Regions from separate parts of the Mus musculus genome. Here region 2 is linked to region 1. The links are chromatin loops, found by intact Hi-C in ENCODE. Cell type or tissue: gastrocnemius. All regions are shown on one strand. Links, peaks and the distances in the headings refer to the core of each region. The heading gives the core; the rest is flanking DNA.

What was found. A loop is a pair of places that touch in the nucleus more often than their neighbours do. Peaks named below come from ENCODE experiments on the same cell type or tissue, not always from the same donor. Only the 100,000 strongest peaks of a DNase experiment are listed, where the experiment ranks them.
Region 2: a loop joins it to region 1, with 3 times the contacts of the local background. A loop is called at or near these places in 9 of 42 quality-filtered maps.

Annotation. Positions count from the first base shown.
Region 1 is chr15:38,036,033-38,040,428 of GRCm38, reverse strand. Ubr5 (ubiquitin protein ligase E3 component n-recognin 5) reads left to right here. Exons shown (of 59, transcript NM_001112721.2): 9 at 2,420-2,613. Among named protein-coding and RNA genes, the nearest start is that of Gm22353, 20 kb to the left of the region's middle. In gastrocnemius, for the core only: no CTCF peak of the experiment used is centred there; a DNase peak (open chromatin) is centred at 1,917.
Region 2 is chr15:38,254,624-38,259,019 of GRCm38, reverse strand. No RefSeq gene overlaps it. Among named protein-coding and RNA genes, the nearest start is that of Odf1, 38 kb to the right of the region's middle. In gastrocnemius, for the core only: a CTCF peak has its summit at 2,110 (motif pointing left); no DNase peak of the experiment used is centred there.

The DNA of each region.
Region 1 (4,396 bases), core at 96-4,095:
TAAGTAGTGCGTAGATAGTGGAGTATGAAAACTTAGGAGAGAGCTGGGCGTGGTGGCACACACCTTTAATTCCTGCACTCTGGAGACAGAGGCAGGCGGATTTCTGAGTTCGAGGACAGCCTGGTCTACAAAGTGAGTTCCAGGACAGCCAGGGCTATACAGAGAAACCCTGTCTTGAAAAACCAAAAAAGAAAAAAAGAAAAAGAAAACTTAGGAGAAAGGGGCCGATCAGTATTAAATGGACAGATCTGTTAGGTTGTTAATATGCTATTTATACAAGTCTGAGATCTTTAAAAGGTATATAGTGCAGATTTTGAGCCACTTAAGCCAACCTCTGATGGGTTTATGTAAGCTTTAGCTTACATTATTATTCCTAGTGAGCTTGCCTGCCTGCCTGCCTGCCTGCCTGCCTGCCTACCTCTCTCTTTCTCTCTCTCTCTCTCTCTCTCTCTCTCTCTCTCTATCTATCTATCTATCTACTTTCCAGAGCTCAAAACTGCTTTATCTAAATAATAGACAAAATAAGCTATAGTTAGCAGTTATTATAAGCTAGAAAAGATGCCGTGTTGTGCTGAGGCTGGACTTGCTTACATATATTTGGTACTTAGAAGTTGATTTTTTAAAATAACATATCTGTGGACCTTTTAACATGTGAACATGTTGCAGCTTAAACTTTTAAAGGTAAATGCATACTTAAAATTGCTTTAAAACTGTCAGTTATTGAATTTTCAAATATTTATTTTCTAACATTAGCAGCTCCTAAATACCTGTTTTTTCTTCTTTTTTTTTTAATATTTATTTATTTACTTTATGTATGTGAGTACACTGTCACTGTCTTCAGACACACCAGAAAGAGGGCATCGGATCCCATTAGAGATGGTTGTGAGCCACCACGTGGTGGCTGGGAATTGAACCCAGGACCTCTGGAAGAGCAGTCAGTGCTCTTAACCGCTGAGCCACCTCTCCAGCCCCCTAAATACCTGTTTCTTAGGTTATTCTGTGTAGATGCTTGTAATTTGAATCATGTGAAATAGCACTTAACTGCTTTGATCTTGGCAATTTGGCAGTTTTTTTGATGTTTTAGTGGTGTTGGGGGATGGAAGCCAAACCTCCCATGTGCTGGACGAGTGCTTTACTTTGAGCTACAGGTCTAGCCTCAGGTCTAGCCTCATGTGCATCGGTGTTGTGTGCTTTAGCTATGGATTATTTCTAATCTGTTCTCTTAATCCTGGAAAGTTTATCTTTACCTTATTAATATTTTACATCTATCTATCTATCTATCTATCTATCTATCTATCTATCTATCTATCTATCTATCTATCTATCGTTTATTTTTTCTGAGACAGGGTTTCTTTGTATAGCCCTGGCTGTCATTGAAATCAGAGATTCAGCTTCTGCCTCCCAGGTGCAGGAGAGAAAGGTGTGCAATACCATGCCTGATTATTTTGACTATTTTAAAAAGTAAACAACTATAAATGTGGCTGTGGCTTTAGATAATTTGAGGTCACTTTTTAGGAAAGTGTAAGAAGACTTCTAGAAAGTTCCCTTCACCCTTAAAAAAAGTCCGTTTCTCAAAACATTTTATACAATTTATTCATAAAATCCATTCTGTAAATTTATTTTTAACAAGGACTGGAGTTATCAAGTTTTTTTGTATATATACTAATATATTTATAGTTCAACCTATTTAAGTTTTTCTGTTTATTTAAAAAACAAACCTTAAGGATTTATAACCAATACTCTTGGTTTGTGCCTTAGTTAGGATTTCTATTGTTGATGTAGAACACTAAGACCAAAAGCAGTTTAAGTTGGAGAGGACTTATTTCAGGGTATACTTCCATATTATAGTATCTGAGAGAAGTCAGGCCAGAACTCAGGCAGGGCAGGAACCTGGAGGGGGGTGTGGGCTGATGCAGAGGGCATGGAGCGTGCTTCTGTTTCCCAGGACTCCTTCAGCCTTCTTTCTTATAGTACCCAGGACCACACCTACCTGGTGTGGCACCACCCACAATGGGCTGGGCCCTTTCATGGCAATCACTGTTCTCTATGGGGTCATTTTCTCTTTCCAGATGACTCTAGCCTGTGCCAAATTGACATAAAAATTAGCCAGCCCAATTTGCTTACATGTATTTAATGTTTTGAAATTCTAATTTATGAACTTTTAAAATTTATAAATCAAAGAATCTTATACTAAGTATTTTTAATGAATATATGAAATATGAAATAGTAATTTTATATGAATAATATAATTCCAGAATCATTAAATCCATTAAAAACTGCCCACCAAATCATTTAGATACTGACTGTGCATTTTGCGTAAAGTGCTGTTAGCTGCGTCCTGCAGGGTGTGGACTAGAGTGGCTTACTTTTATCCCACTGGTGTGACCCGATTGCATACCAGTTCTCCTTCTTCCCTTAGAGAGAGACTCAGAGCTTCTGCGGGAACGGGAGTCTGTTCTACGTTTACGGGAGCGGCGGTGGCTTGATGGAGCCTCATTTGATAATGAAAGGGGCTCTACCAGCAAAGAGGGAGAGTCAAACCCGGATAAGAAGAACACGCCTGTTCAGAGTCCAGTGTCTCTGGGAGAAGACTTACAGTGGTGGCCTGATAAGGTATTTGGGAAAAGTTTATACCTTTCATTAGAGTCCTAACAACCATTCACTCCATTAAATGTTTCTGTTTGATTGAATGAGACTTTTATAGGACTGTTGAAAAGAGGCATCAGTTTTAAAGTGCTTATCTGCCCTTTGTTTTAGAAGCAGACCACTAGAGATCTTCTGGTGCATTCCCAAGCTAGGTACCACATGCACTTGTTGCTTGATGAAATGAATTAGAGGATTGGGGTGGTAGTCTCAGTAACACATGAGAATTGTTACATTCTTTGGTAGGCATTGACTCTGCCAGGTTTGAAATGTCAAATGGACCCTAGTTTCTACAGGGCAAGCTCTAGTCATTGATGCAGGGTGCATGTAGGGACGAGATAAGGGCTATGGATTTCCATTTTATGAAGTACGTTTGATAGACCCTGTGATGCTTAGTAGACAAAGGAGTAGGCCAAATGAGAGTAGGGGAGGGGCAGAAAATAGAGCAAGAGGTAAATTCTAGAAGGCACCACCACCTAGATTGGCGAAGTTGATTTGGATGTTTATAGATCCATCTCTACCATAAGTAGAATCTGTTGATGGTGTGTGCTCCATTGTCCTAAGTGGTGAATTCATTTTCACTGGATTTTTTGAGAAATCCGTGATTTTCATGCTATAAAATAAATGCCCTCCTTCTCTCCCTGTTTCCACAGATGGTTGAGTGGGCTTAATTCTTAAGCATAAATAAACTGGATTTTTGGTACACACCTTTGATTCTGATGTTTGGGAAGCAGGAGACTCAGGCCAGCCTGGGCCACATGAGACCCTGTCTCAAGGAGGGGAAAGGGCATCGGTGCACCTTGGAAGTTAATCACTAGCAGATGAAGAGTATGACCTGAGGTTTTTTTCATTTATTTGAACTCAAAATTGCAAGGATATTAAAACTTCCATATCTTATGTTTTTTATATTTATAAATCTTAATACAGTTAATGTGTCTTTTGCTTCCATAGTCATGTGGTCAAACTTGAATACAAGAGGGGCGAGCAACTTTAACCCTTGTCTTTGGATTGCTTTTATTGGGAGCTACCAGACTTGGCCTGAATTGTATTCTCTCAGTTCTTAACATAGCACTGGAAACATCCCTGCTTCCTTCTCGGGTGGTAATGGGTGATAGAATGTCTAAACCATTCTGTTGTTCTCCTTCTCTCCCTCCCTGCCCTTCTCCCACTCTCCCCTTTCCTTTCTTGTTTTCCTCCTCTCCCTCCCCATTCTCCTCTCCTCCTACCTCTCTCCCCTGCCCCTCCCCCTCTCCCTCCTATCATCCCTCTCTCTAACTGTGGAGTTGGATGCCATTGCTCTGTGTCTTTCGCTGGTTGTACGAGCTCTGTCATGGTGTTTGGTTAAGGATTGTGATTCCTGAGTGAAAGGTTTGAGGGGAACACTTGAGAGGGTTGAAGGAAGTAAGTGGGCAACAGAACAGGATTGGGATCCACTTGGTATTTGGTGGAGAACTGAGTGAGCGTCTAAAGAAGGCCTTGGAGTCCCCAACTCAGGACAGTTGGAAATGTGCTTAAGCTAACACTTCAGAAGAGATGAAAAGCATGGACCCATCTTGTCCCTTCTGTGTCACAGATGCTTGCTGAGTGCTGCTAGACGGACTGTTGCTTTGCTACATAGCAGGTCTATAGTGATCACTAAAACCTTTTCTCATAAAGCTTCAAGGCTAAGACAGGCAGTGGTGGCGCACACCTTTACTCCCAGCTCTCAGGAGGCAGAGGTAGGCAGATCTCTGAGTTTCAGGATAACCAGAGC
Region 2 (4,396 bases), core at 234-4,233, 220 kb before region 1:
TCACAGCTGTGCTGACAATAAAGCCTTTCGTGAGAGAGGTGAGGTAAGTGAAAAGAAAAACAATTATCCCAGAGAGCAGCCTGTGGCAATTCTGAGGATCCCTGTGGGAGAAGCAAGCGGGGCAGACACTGTACCCTGACTCTGGTGGGCACCAGCGCTCCTGGCACATAGCTGACAGTGGATCCTTTTCTAGGCATTCCTACAAAACCAGGTAGCCAACTCCCAGAAGCTAGGGACAATCAGATCTCAGGTTCGGAAACAAAATGGCACTAGATTATCAGGAACAAAAACATTTGTGTTTATTTTGTGCAAGAAGTAGTAGAAGGGGTCTGGAGAGCACTGACTGCTCTTCCAGAGGTCCTGAGTTCAATTCCCAGCAACCACATGGTGGCTCACAACCATCTGTAATGGGATCTGATGCTCTCTTCTGGTGTGTCTGAAGACAGCTACAGTGTACTCATATAAGTAAAATGAATAAATTTTAAATTTTTAAAAAAAAGAAGTAGTAAAGGGGATTATCTGATACCCAGGGACATCCAGAAACTTCTTTGGCCCCTTCTCCTCAGAGGGGAGTGAAATGGGGCTGTACTCAATTTAGAGGGCTTTGTCTGTGACTGATAGGGAATGACTGGGTCTGGGGTCTGGCAGTATCTGGGATATGGCTCCTCTGTGCTCTGTGAAGGCTGTGACAAGTTATAGGACAGAGAGGATGGGCTGTGTGGGGACAAAGCTGGTCACAAAGCCTCTTAGAACATCCCTGGGGCTGCTCCAGAATAGAAGGGAAAAGTCAGTTTGGTCTCAGTCTCTTTGTGATTAATTTCCCCTCATTAACAGGACACCAGGGAATGAGTCTAAGACCAAGGCATTTCTTTGAAGAGTCTGCCTAAGCCTTGGATGGGGATCTCAGAGGGAGCCTCCTGCTATGTGGGGGAAGGTGAGAACTCGGGAAGACTGGGGATCACTTGACTCTCAGCTCCCCAAGCCTTGATTTTCCTTTCACTTAGCATGTCAGCTATTAAATGTTGGGGTGTTATTTTCTGAGCCCCAATGTCATGCTGAGACCCTATGATTCATTCTTTTGGTTTCTTTTTAAAATTCTTTATTGTAATTGTGTATATGTATAGGCATGTCTGTATGTATGCATCTGTGTGTGTGTGTACGGGCTTGTGTGTGTGTGTACGGGCTTGTGTGTGTGTGTACGGGCTTGTGTGTGTGTGTGTGTGCACGTGCACATGTGTGTATATGTGTAGTTGCTCATGCATGTGTGACCCTTTGAAGGCCAGAAATCAATGTCAGGTGTCTTATGTTATTCTCCACTCTATTTGTTGGGACAGAGCCTGTCACTGATCCTAGAACTCACTGTCTTGGCTAGACTGGCTGGTCAGCAAGCTCAATGGTTCCTCCTGTCTCTGCTCCCCTCCGCTGGACTGTAAGTGTGCCTTGTGTTTTATGTGGGTGCTGGTGATCAGAATGCAGGTCCCCAACTGAGCCATCTCCACGGCCCGGGTTCTTATTAGCATTTACTAATCACAAAAGTATGGACTTTATTATGAACTCTCTCCCCTCCTCCTCCTCCTCCTCCTCCTCCTCCTCCCTTCGTGCTCTCCACCTTCCAAGTCCTGGGATCATAGGCTGAGATAACATATTTAGCTCACTGCAATATTTTCATGCATGTGCATTGGTCACACTCACACTGGCAGCAATACTTCTGGCTCAGTCTCTCGTGGCCTGGGGACTATAGGTGTGCGCCATCAGGCATCACATTCCACTGAAAAACCATGACTCGCTTGCACCTCAGTTTAGAAATCCAATTGGAGGGACTCATCTCTTTTCCTGCTCTTATTTGTCCCCCCAGCTGTTATTTCTTGCCTACTGCGTTGTAAGGACACACACCTCCACTGAGTTGCAGACCCTAATTGGGACTTTAGGGAAAGGGTCTAGTCCCCTTGACACCTGTGCCCCTGTATGTCAAAGATGTCCTTGTTTTATACTCTTTGGGACTGTGTCAGTAAAAAGGTGCTTACCAAACATTCCACACCTTCCTTAGTACATACCAAGTCACCAGTCATCATCCATTTGTGACACGTGAAAGCTCTGTGTGTGGGGACACCTTGTGGCAGTTCTCTCCCTGGGGAGCTGTCTCTTGAAATGAGGGACTCCTTGTTTTGAAGAGTTTCTTGGTTTTGTCTCCTGTGGATTCAGACTGTTTTGTAGCCTCAGAATCGCGTCCTTAGTGAGCTTGTTTGTCCATCATTAACCTGTTGTTAAGCAGCCCTTTCCTCTAATGACTAAAGCGGTCAGAAAGCGGTACACAGAGCCCTTCTGAGGGGCATTGCCCATCTGTGCAACATTAGTTTTGTTGTTCATCTAACAATGACATTAGTTTGGGCGTTCACTTCACACTTAAATCCAAAACGTTGGCTTCCCCATGTGCAATAAAAGTATGAGAGTCAAGCAAATCCAGTATCTGTATGATTTTCACAACACAAACATACTGACACCCCAAAACAAAGGCACTCGGGCTTCCTTTATTATTTGCTTGTATTTTCAGTCTGTCATACTTAAGACTTCATTTTAGTATCTATTTTGTTTAAAATATATTTTATCTCTACAACACAGTGGAGTGATTATAGTTCAGAGTGCATCTAACTGCCTTGATTTCATAAGTATATATTATATGCACAGTCTGAAATATCACACTCTACTATATACATAATCTGTATTATCGTATAGTAGTAATATATTCTTTGGGGTGGGGGATGTTGAAACAGGGTTTCTCTTTGCAGCTCTGGTTGTCCTGGAATTCTTGCTCTATAGACCAGGCTGACCTTGAACTCAGAGATCTGCCTACTTCTACCTCCCCAGTGCTGGGAGGTGCCTTAGCACCTGTCCCTGCTTAATAAAGAGAATGAAGTTCAACATATGGCTTGATCACAGTTACTTATTCTTGTTAGTGGTAATAAATTGGCTATGGTTTGTGGAATTTAAATAAATTTTAACTTTTCTGAACACTTTAGGAGAAACAAAGAGACAGAGAGAGGAGAGAGAGAAAGAGAGAGAGAGAGAGAGTGAGTTTCAAACAGCCTAGCATAACTTTGATTATCTCCCGAGTGCTGGAATTAGATGTGCATGCCCCCCATGGCTGGCCAAGCACATATACTTTTAGTCAAAAATTTAATGGAAGGCAATTTTTCAAAAAGAAATACATAGTTGAAATGAAGAGAGAATACAGATGCTTTTTTTTTTTTTTTAATTTTAAGACTTTGGGGCCGAAGAATACAGCACCTAAACATGTGACGCTGCCTCAGCTGGGCCAGGTGTCCTGTTGCCTCTGATAAAAGCACACTCGGGTCTTGACTGGCTTCTGGAAAGCTACTCTGCTCCAGGAAACTATGTCATTCCTGGGACCTCAGTTTCTCCTGTGAAAGATGTAAACCACTTCAGAGTCCTGAGGTTCAGTTTTATCAGATTAGGTGTTTCAAAGGAGAAAGCAACCCACAGTCCTACTCAGCTACGACACCCATGAACTAAAAACAATATCCACCATGGCACAATAACCCTTCAGGTACAGCGGGGGAACACACACCTTGATAGGAAACAGGAGCTGTCTAACGGGACTTCAGACCCATTCACCTAGCCAACCCAGGGCTAGTGAAGCCAGGGATCTTGAAGGAGAATCTACAACTGTCACTTTACTGAACTCCTAACTGCATTCTAAATATTTGCCCTCATGTCCACAGACAGGTGTTGTCATCCCTGCTCCTTAAGGACTTTTGTTTGCAACAGACAAAAACCATCAGTTACAAAAGACTACAAGCAATTGAAACAGAGTTGAAGAGCCCAGTTCCAACTGATACATCTACTAGGTAACTCCTGTGCCCAGCACGCAGGGATCATGGTGGAAGAGGGTGTGGGAAGACAGTAACAGACAGGAACAGGGAGAATGTGGTAAGGTTTTGTCTCCTAGAAATGTTAGGAACTACACGCATTGTCTCACCAGCATGACTGCCTAACCATGGCCTGACAGGAATGACTCCAATACCCATGGCGGGTGGAGCCTTAACATTAGATAGAGAGCTACAGTCGGTAGCTAAGGAAAGCTGAGAGCAGGGGGGATGTCTTCCCTTGGAAAGAGCACAATAATTGATTATCCAATACCAAATGGTCAGCCCTGAAAAAGTTGGGTATAGAGGTATAACATTATACAGACTAAGACGGTTGTATTTATGTATTTAGGAATATAATACAATAAAAAGTATCTTATACTAAATGTATATTATTATAGTTATTATTTTTAAGTTATTATATTTATTATTATAATATTTATTACATTTATTATATTATATTTATTATTTTGTAGTTTATTATAATAAATAATCACAGCACATATTATATC